2 separate regions of the Mus musculus genome follow, and region 2 is linked to region 1. The links are chromatin loops, found by intact Hi-C in ENCODE. Cell type or tissue: left cerebral cortex. All regions are shown on one strand.

What was found. A loop is a pair of places that touch in the nucleus more often than their neighbours do. Peaks named below come from ENCODE experiments on the same cell type or tissue, not always from the same donor. Only the 100,000 strongest peaks of a DNase experiment are listed, where the experiment ranks them.
Region 2: a loop joins it to region 1, with 4 times the contacts of the local background. A loop is called at or near these places in 9 of 42 quality-filtered maps.

What each region holds. Positions count from the first base shown.
Region 1 is chr16:50,429,269-50,434,268 of GRCm38, forward strand. It overlaps Bbx (bobby sox HMG box containing), which reads right to left and starts at 3,121. Exons shown (of 17, transcript NM_027444.3): 1 at 2,974-3,121. In left cerebral cortex, CTCF peaks have their summits at 834 and 2,884; DNase peaks (open chromatin) are centred at 272, 646, 967, 1,457 and 4 more places; H3K4me3 peaks cover 3,609 bases; H3K27ac peaks cover 1,712 bases.
Region 2 is chr16:50,378,618-50,383,617 of GRCm38, forward strand. The region is part of intron 2 of Bbx (bobby sox HMG box containing); the gene reads right to left. Among named protein-coding and RNA genes, the nearest start is that of Bbx, 51 kb to the right of the region's middle. In left cerebral cortex, a CTCF peak has its summit at 2,527; DNase peaks (open chromatin) are centred at 2,549, 2,874 and 3,413; H3K4me3 peaks cover 1,166 bases; H3K27ac peaks cover 634 bases.

The DNA of each region.
Region 1 (5,000 bases):
GCACAAGTGATCACCACCCCCTGGGCAAATACACCGGTAACCAAATCGGTAAAGATCGATAGGCACTCCGTGCCTCCCTCTGCCCAAGAGCCAGGCAGCCTGGAGGAGCAACCGTAGCAGCGGGTCCAGGTATCGCAGCCCTCAGCGCTGCAGACCTGGGCGGCCACAGCCAGCTCCCAACAGCCTGGCTGGGTCACAATTCTGAGACGGAGATCGGAGTCGACCTGGGGAAACAAATTCTCCACAGCCCACGACAGCAAGCTCAGGCCACCAGGTCGGCGAGGTCGGGGTGGGGGAGGCTAGGAAACGCCGAGGGAGAAGGAGAGAGGGAGGGATCCCGGGAGCCCACCCAGGCTTTGTTGCTGGTCACCATCAACTTTGCATCTTAGTACAAAATGTCGATCTTTAAGGCTGACAAGACAGAGGCAGAGGTAGAGGGAGAAAGAGAAAGGCAATAGAGTCCATCTTGCTTTGGGGAAGAGGGGGAAGGAAAAAAATGAAGTGCAAACCCTACACTCCGGGCGTAAAAGTCTTCTAAACACCTTTCCAGAACGTAGGAGCAACGAGTGGGGTGTCCCTGTGCCCGTGCCCGCTCGAACTGGCGGCGGTCTGGGGGGAAAAAACGCCTCCTTCGCCTCCTCTTCCTCCTCCTTCCCCTCCTCCTTCTCCCGTTCCTCCTCCTCCCGTTCCTCCTCCTCCTCCTCCTCCCGCGGGCCCCGGCGAAGATCCCGCCGCCGCTGCCTCTGCCGCCCCCCAGGGAGGCACCGCCGCCGCCCGGCCCCGCGCTGCCATTCCAGCCTTGGACCGCGCGGCGTGGCGCGCGTGGGGCCGGGTGCCGGGTGGCCGCCCGGAGATGTCCGCTGCGGGGACCCCCGCGCCCCCTGGCCGTAGACTGGCTACAAAAGTCGCGCGAGCAGAGGTGGCGGCGGCGCGCAGGGGAGAGGACGCGCGTGGGGAACCCACGCCGCGAGTGGGCAGCCCCAAGGGATGGCCGAGAGCGCCCCTCCTCGTGCAGGGAAAGTACCCCAGTCCCCGCCAGCCAGCCCCAGGAACAGCAGCCCGGCGTCCACGGCCGGTAGACGAGAACTGGACGTGTCATTAGCAGGACAGGCAATGGTTTCAAAGCCCCAGGCCAATGACCATTAGCCGAGGCAGAGCTAGCTCGGTCCCCATCCCCCACCACCTCCACCCACCTCCCCCTCCAGCTACCTCCCCCCCCCACCTCCACCCCACCTCGAGAAACTTTTCAACAAGATCCACCTGGGCTAATTTGTCCTCAGACAGTTAAAATATTGACTAGACCCTACACACTGGGAAGGAAGGGGAATGCACGCTTTATTTTCCTTTCTGTAGAAAGGAAAGCAAAAAATAGCTTGTCTCTGTGTCTCTCCCTCTCCCCCCCCCCTCCTCTGTCGTACATGTTGTGTCTTAGCTTTTTGCATCGTTTCGTTTTACCTTCCTCATTTAGCAGAAATGATCGCGGGTATTTCACACATAAACGTGTTCCAGATTCCTGGATTCGGGGTCCTTGTAAATTACAAGAATCCGGTTCGGTCTCAGTTACGTTAAGTTTCATGCGATCTCCCCAAAATAAATTTTAAAATAATAATAATAATAATACATTTCTGAGGGTGAGCGAGCGATTCGAGGTGGAGGAGGGAAAGAAGCCTCCAGTCTGATTTCTGTAATTTACTAGCGACCCGGATCGCAGAAAATAACAGTGTAACACGAGCGTGGCTTCCGAGGGTTGGGGAGCTCTTTCTAGAGGCATCGACCCCATCCCCGGATAAAGGATCTGCAAGTTTTCTGTCATCGCGACCGTGCAATGCCATAACTTACCTTCAGAATGAGTCTTTAACCAGCCAAGGCCTTCCTCCTCCCCTCCACCGCCACCACCCCCAGCCTCGCTCTCTCCACCTTAAACTTATTGACACAACATAATCCCACATTCAAGCAAAATCCTGACACAGCCTCCCTCGTCCTCTCCCCCCTCCTCTCTTCCCTCCCGTTTCTCTCTCTCTCTCTCTCTCTCTCTCTCTCTCTCTCTCTCTCTCTCTCTCTCTCTCTCTCTCTCTCTTCCCCTCCCTCTCCCCTTTCCCTCCCCTCCCCTCCTCTCCCTCTCTCGCCTTCTTCGCCTTCTTCCCCTCTCCCCTGTTCTTCCTCCAGGCTACTCTGGCACTGGAACAGCACTTTCTCCACTCGCCGCGCATTTGGCTGGGGGTGGGGGGTGAGGGGGACACCGATCTCGGGGCCGGAACACCCAAATCCTAACTCTGCAGATGAACGAGCAACCGGGCTGCCGGTCCCGGTCACCGTCGCACACACACCAAATGTAGCCCCGACCCACCGAGGGCAGCCTTCCCGTACCTTCCACCCCTGCCCCGGGCTCCTCAGGCCCCACCTCCCCCGGCAGCCGAGCCCTGCCCGGGGCTCCTCCACGTACTTTCGCCTCCTTGAAGTTTGGGGCTCCCGGGGCGGCCACGAGCCGCCCGCCGGCGTGAGGGGACCGCTCCGTTGTTGTTTTCCTCGGGCGGCTCAACCCCGCGCCCCGGCTCCGTGCCCCCTCGGGCGGCGCTGCCCGGGCGCCGAGAGGTGCTGCCTGCAAACGCAGCCTGGCACCGGCTGGCCTACTCCTCCCCAGCCCGGCCCCCAGCTCGCGCTCGCCGGGCAGCGCCGCGCGCCCCCCGGCCCGGGCCCGCCGGCGCGGCCGCCGCGACCCTCGGCCCGACCTCTCGCCACCCAAAGTTTTGGCTGAGGGGAAAGTGGCCCGCGAGGCGCCGGCCGGTGGCGGCTCGGGCTCCGGACGCGCGGGTTCCCCTCGCCTTCCTCAAGTCCACCCTACCGGCTGCCGCCGCCGCTGCCGCCGCTCCTGCCGCGGAGTCCTCGGGCTGCAGCCCCGGCGGCTCGCAAGTGAGTAGGAAAACAGAAAGTGCGGGAGAGCGCCTGCGAAGGCTGCGGATGGCGGGCGCCTACCTCGCGGGCTCGCCGCGGCGCGAGGGCGTGTGTGTGGCTCGCCCTCAGCGGCCAGTCAGGGGCTCTCTATGGGAAAGTGGAGAGGAGCTTGCGGAGCCGCGCTGCCTCCGCTCCACTGTACACTGCTCCACATACAGTACATGCAACCCGGAGAGACTGAAAACACTCATTTTATATAAGGCAGCCTGCCATTGGCCCGCGCCGTGACGGACGGGCGGCGCAGCCAAACAGGAGGCGCGTTACACCCAAACACACGCACACATACACACATTTCACAGAGACACACAAAGATCATCACATTTTCTATTTTCTAATGTTCGGGACCTGTAGACAGTGGGCGAAGACAGGTAGTGAGGCCCAGCAGAGTAGGGGTCAGGAAGGAAGCCCTCTCTATACCAAGTTGCCAGGCTTGAAACTGGTGTCCTTTTGACTTGGGAGGGTTATGGTAATAAACTACAACTCCACTGGATATGGAAGTGAGGAGGGATGGGTTTGATCGCTGCCTTGTGGTGCCCCATGAAAGAGGCGAGCATTGTGTTATGATTTTACAGCCCGGCCTGCTAACAAGTGGCCGAGAAAGGCTTTTATCAGCTTAGATTTCTTTTGTCAATGGGTTAGCCATCACATAGGCCAAAATAGTGCGAGATAAGTTTATCAAGACTAGAATGCTTTGAGATTGTGACTGCCTCGTTAGCAAGCAAATTCAGAAAGTAAGAAAAAAAATCAATACAACAGGCAGAAACAAAGATAAACCTTATGCTAAAGTAGCCGAATGTGCACTTGAAAGTCAGAGGGCAATCACCTGTATGGGTACACAAGGTGTGCTGAAATTACACACCTTGTGGGAAAATGACAATCGACAGTCTGCCTTAGAAATAGACCTCTTGGTTCAATATAGCCAAGATTTATAATACACACACACACACACACACACGCGCGCGCGCGCGCGCGCACACGCACACGCACACACATCCTTTGTTTTATGTATTTCCCGCTGTATATGACTACTCTATGGTGGGTGATTTCTAGAGACAATGAAAGCGAGATCTAGTTTTAATGATATTTTTACTATGCTGTATCTTTGGCAGATCTTGTTAACAGTTTGATATAAACAAGTCAAAGGGATACTTAGAAAGAACCGAACCTAGGAATTAAAACAGAATAAAATGCACACACAAGTTTTTAACTAGTTGAGCAATCTTTTGAGCATATGAGTTCTTTTAGTCTCCTTCATTCTTAGAGTTGATTTTAGTTTTTATTTAAAGATTAAAATAAGCTTTCCCAAGATTGCCTTCATTAAATGGTTATTCAGCATCTACAACTCACTGGGACTATTCTAGGTCCCAGATGTTTTCCTGGAGTTCCTTCTGACCAGGATCCAAAATTTTCAAGAATCTTAAATACAAACAGTTTTGAAGATTAAATAGTATGATTTTTATAGTCTAACTGATAGCCTAAATTTTAAAAGTAAACCGAGTAAGAAAACCTTTCTGTTCTGGTTTTGGGTTTTGGACTTTTTGTTTGTGTGTTTGTTTGTTTGGGGGGGGGGGTGGTTTTGTTTTTGTTTTTTGAGGCAAGGTTTGACTGAGTGGCCTTGCCTAGCCTGGAAATCACTAGATATATCAGGCTGTCTTTAAACTCACAGAGACCCCACTGCCTCTATTTCCTGAGTGCTGGAATTAAAGGTGTGCACCACCACATCTGTCCCAGCTGTTTTATTTCCTTGATTCGTTCCTAAGATATTTTTTTCATAGTCATAAATAAATTAAGTGAACATGTGTGCTTGCATAAGAGTAGAAAAAGAAACCTAAAGAAAAAGAAGTTTATGAAGTTTAGAAAGTGAAGTACTGTTTAGAGGTGTGGTATTCTGTTTATTTTTAAAAGAAAATAAATTTTAAAGAAAAAAATCCTCTAAACCACGGGTATTCCAAGTGATAATACTGAAAGTCCTATCATATCCCTCTGCATGCAACTGACAGAAAGAAACAAGTATTCCTTATCCACAGTACACTGGTCTGAAGTCTGCG
Region 2 (5,000 bases), 51 kb before region 1:
ACCACTAGTTATAATATGGCATACAATTCGATTTACAAAGCTACTTTTAAAAATATTCTCTGCTTAAGACCATAGTTACTATCTATTCAGCATATTTAAAACATTGTTAGCATTTGAAAACAGAAGGACGAAGAAAATATGAGATTTTCAATTCAGATTGACTAAGAGCCAGGTACAAATGAAGGATCACCAATAGAGACATTCTAAGAATCATAAGAGACAGGTATGGTGGCACTCAAGAGTCCTGGAGACTGTCAAAATTTCAAGGCCAACCTTGCCTATTTACAAATTTCCTCACCTTTATCCCAGTACTGGGGAGGCAGAGGCAGAACGGCCTCTGTAATTCAAGGCCAGCCAGGACTATAGAGTGTCTAAAAACAAATAAGCAAACAAACTCAAGAAGGGCCATTCCTTTCCTGGGAGGACTGGAGTGGGGGATGAGGGCAAGGTGTGGGCAGGGGTGGAGGCAGGGGTGATATGATATTGAATTTCCCTTTTATCTACTCCAAGCTACCAAAAGCATACAACAGCAACAGTGTTTGTATAAAAATAACTATTATACAAAGCTCAATAAATGATAATATAATTGAAGATATTTAAAACAAAGCCATTACCTTGTTTGAAAATTCAGAACCTTGAATTTAGGTTTTCCAAACTTGAACATTTATTTGCATAATGATAGAAGACTAAAACCATGACATTTCCTCTTACTTTAAATACTCCCTAACATTTTTTAACCTTGGGATACATTTTCCTGATAACACACCTACATATCAGATATAGTTTTGATAAATTTAAGAATTCACATTTAATATAATTGACATCAAAAACTAATGTTTTACTAATGTAATAGGAAATCTTGCTACTATCTACATTACAATAAAACAAATTCTAAGTACATTTTATTGCATGAATCTGGGAATATGATAAAAAAGCGATGCTGTACATCCAAAAGAATTACCAATCAGAGCAATGCTGAAAGGAGACAGTGAAAATAATTGTCTCAAAAATTAACTGAGAAAAATCCAATGCACTTAAGAGCCTCCTTTTATTCAAAATACTGTAACAGAGTCACTTCTTTAAAATCAGGACAACAACAAGCAAAAAAAGAATACATATAGATAGGTAAATAAATAAAAATAAGCATGGGTCTCCAATTTATAATGATAATCTTTTTATGATTTTCTATACATAAAATATATAAAACTGATAATTAAAATTATCTAAACTGTCTACAAAACAACTTAAGCAACCAATTTTACTTAAAAATATTTTTCTTAATATCTGTTGTGTTTAGAAATAAACTTCTCAAATACAATCCAGTTATGGGGAATCCACCACCATAAACAATGACATAATCAACAAAGATATTCCAGAGATTGCTAACTCAGAATCCTAAAACAGTTTAAAGGCCTACGGAAAATACGAATAAGGATTTTTAATTCACTAAGAATAGGATTTTGTTACTGTTCTTATATACAAACAACTGAATGTGGCCAGGGACTAGAAGAGGAAACTTCATGTCTGATTAAAGAACCAGGGATCAAACTGGAGAACAAGCCGTATCAATAGTAAGGATTACTCTTTTAACTTTTTCTTTCTGGTAATAAAAGAGGCGCCCTAAACATAGGTTAAGTGTCTAAGTAGAAAGAAACATAAAGAAGTCCGTTGGGATGGGAGGGACTACAGAGCATCCATCAACATTTCCTTGAAAAGGCCTGCCAGGCTTTCAGAAGTTACACTTAAATAATGTGACCCTTTCCTGAGAGGACAATAAGGAGACAGATTAGACCCTTCAAGAAGTGATTCATCCCTGGACACGCATGGCGACAGGGGATCCTACATAAAGCCTGGACCTTGTGTGTTTGCTTAAGCCGCAGCACAGTCTCTGTAGCCCTTTAAGTGGGAAGTCTTTTTAAGGTAGCCAAATATCACAGGACAAGTGACTATGGCAGGCTCCTAATGGAGTGATAAACACACACGGCTCCAAGACCGTAGGCAGCACCTGCTCTGCTCTCCTCTCCATGTCTAACCAAAGAACGATCTGTGCATGATCTGCCTTGACAAGACCACTCATCTGACTTCCATTCTGAAAAATACTTAATCCCAAGAAGTAAGATAAACAATGGAAAGCAGGTTTTAGGAGGAAAGCCACTCACACTAACAACTCCAGAGAAAATGCAATCTGAAAGAGGCCCTGCGCTCTGCAAGCACACAGAGAGAGCTCTTCTCTCCCTAACAAGGAGGCTGGAGTAAAGAACAAGGGTCCATAATGGCCACAGATTACACCCCCAGATATAAAATCACTGAGGAGGGGCCTCAAATTTTAAATAACCACCTACTTCCAAAATCTCAAAATGAACCATTCTAGCTAGAGTGCAAATAGCCTCTGCCACCACTGTCTTTCCTTTCATAAGGAGGGGAAATGGCACGAGCAGGGCAGCGAGGGCTCTCTGGCTCCTGCGAACCTCTGCTGGCTCCTCAGAGTCAGGTGGCACCTCCACTGGCGCCAGTGCGCTGCGCTTCCCCCTCCTTCCTGCAGATGGAGTTAGAGAAAGAGACTGCGTAGGGCCCAAGAGCATCTCAGGCTCTCAAGCAGACTGGCAGGAAAATGAAGCCACAGAAACCCCGTGCTTCCAGAGGGGGGGTAAAAGGCAAATGTAGATGCTGCTGCTTTGAAAATACCGTAGAATTCTAACCTAGTCACTGGCCCACCATATTTTCAGTAAAACACACAAAAGCTCATGAGAAATGGCTTTAGATAACTACTGACAAATCAAGTTTAAACCCCACCCTCTTTCCCACAGTCTATGTCCCTAATAGGAGGCAGGGTGGTAAAATGCCCTCTCCTGAATGAATTTATATTCAAGTTGCTCTCCGTCTGTAGCGCCTTGCTGTTGCCTGGAAACAGGAAACCCTTCCCACCTACATGCTTCCTGACTGCTCCCCCCATGTCTCCCTCTTCCAGCTCAGTGAAGGTACCTGGCCACGCTTCCAGATATTGTTTGTCTTAAAGAGTGACTCTATACAACAGAGCAGCAGCGTAACTGCTCAGACAGCACACTAACGAGCCACACAAAAAAGTACTGATAACGAGCTTATTCAGTCAGAACCAAAGACGCACACTTTAATACCAAAAGAGTTTAAAATAGCACACGTTCATTGTTCATCAAAACAAATACGCTGAATAAAAACAAACAAAAACAAACAACCCAGAAGTGTGGGATTTGTGTAAGCCACTCTGAAAGCCTTACTTCCTTGGGACAAGGGAGGGCATGACCCGTTTCCCCGGTGCCTCCTCACGGCTCCCAGGGCCAGCTGTTAAGCCTTTATCGAGTCCTTTCCTGCGTTCTACTCCCTTTGCTTCCAATGCACTTCAAGCATTGATTTTCATCCATCATTACTACATCAAAACAACGACTACATCGTATTATCAATTACTTAGAAAACATGGTTGTGCCAAGAAGTAGCAAAGCGATCTGCACATCTCTTAGTACTCCTTGTCACACTATTCCTATGCACTAGCAGCCAACAGGGCAGGTACTATAATCTTCCCACTTTACAGGTGATGACCCTGATGTTTAGACAATTTGAGTAATGTCCCCAAAGACTAGTAAGCCTTCAGTGCCTTCTAGGAAGATAGCAGAACAATTTTCCTCTCCAACCCTTCCTTCTTTCATTTTTCTGACAAATACATGGACCAAATGCAGGCTTCCCTCTAGCTAGCTGAGTCCACTGGGCTCCACATCCAAACCAACACTACACTAGAGTCCATCTGTCTCACCTTTACCACAGGCTAGGGCCTTAAGGTTCCATCCTGGTGTTTAATTAATAAGGCTTACAAGAAACAAATATATGTTTTTCAGAGATGTTGTAAAAATAAGTCTCTTCAGGCTGAGAATGTGAGTCTATGACTCCACACCTAGCAGGCACAAGGACCTGAGTTTAATCAACAGCATTATAAGAACAGACCAATTAATGTCTTTAAGGAATTTTAGGGGAAAAAAGTAACAAGTTAAGTTTTGGTCGTCTTCTAAACTACAGACTTAGGACCCTAATGCTAAGACAAAAACAAACAAACGAAAACCAAAATAAAATGGGTAACTTCACAGATAGATCAATAAATCAATTGACTGATCAATCCTCTGAATAGCAAGTTATACCTTAAAACTACTAAAACCCAGTAAATTTGAATCACAGATTTACTCAGTGTCTAATTTTGTTCAATTAACATTCCCTGTTTGGGCTGGAGAGGTGGCTCAGTGGTTAAGAGCATTGGGTGCTCTTCCAGAGGTCCCGAGTTCAATTCCCAGCAACCACATGGTGGTTCACAACTGTCTGTAACTCTAGTTTCTGACACCTGCACACAGATAGACATGCAGACAAGTACTACTGAACATAAAATAAACAATAAATTTTTTAAAAAACCTTCCCTGTTAACAATTCTATAAATCATTTTAAAATTAAGGATTTTCTATATGTACAACAGAAAACAAGCTACATATACATAACTTAGACCACACAAAGACTTCAAAAGAAAACTAAAACTCACGAGTTGTCCCAAGGACAAAGACTTGGTGAATCCCTAAGCCAGAATTAACAACCGTTGAGTAATTTCAGACACTCTATCCTCTAGTTAGAAGTGGAGGCTAGAAAGATGGCTCCATGATTAACAGCACATACTATTCTTATAGAGACCAGAGTTCAGTCCCCGGCACCCTTGTGAGGAGGCTCATAACAACCTTTAACTCCAACTCCAGATGATCCAGGGTTCTCTCTGGCTCCCATGGGCACCTGCACTCACCTGCACATACCCTGACATCGTCCCCCCCAGCCCTCCCCCAACCCTACTCCACCCCACACACAAGCATAATTTAAATAAATTATTTTTGAAAGGAAATTACTCTGAGATACAGGCAGTATTTTACTCTTGAATACACTTTAAAAAAAAAAAGTCATTCAACATTTGTGTGAGCAAAATCACAAAATTACAAGCTAAC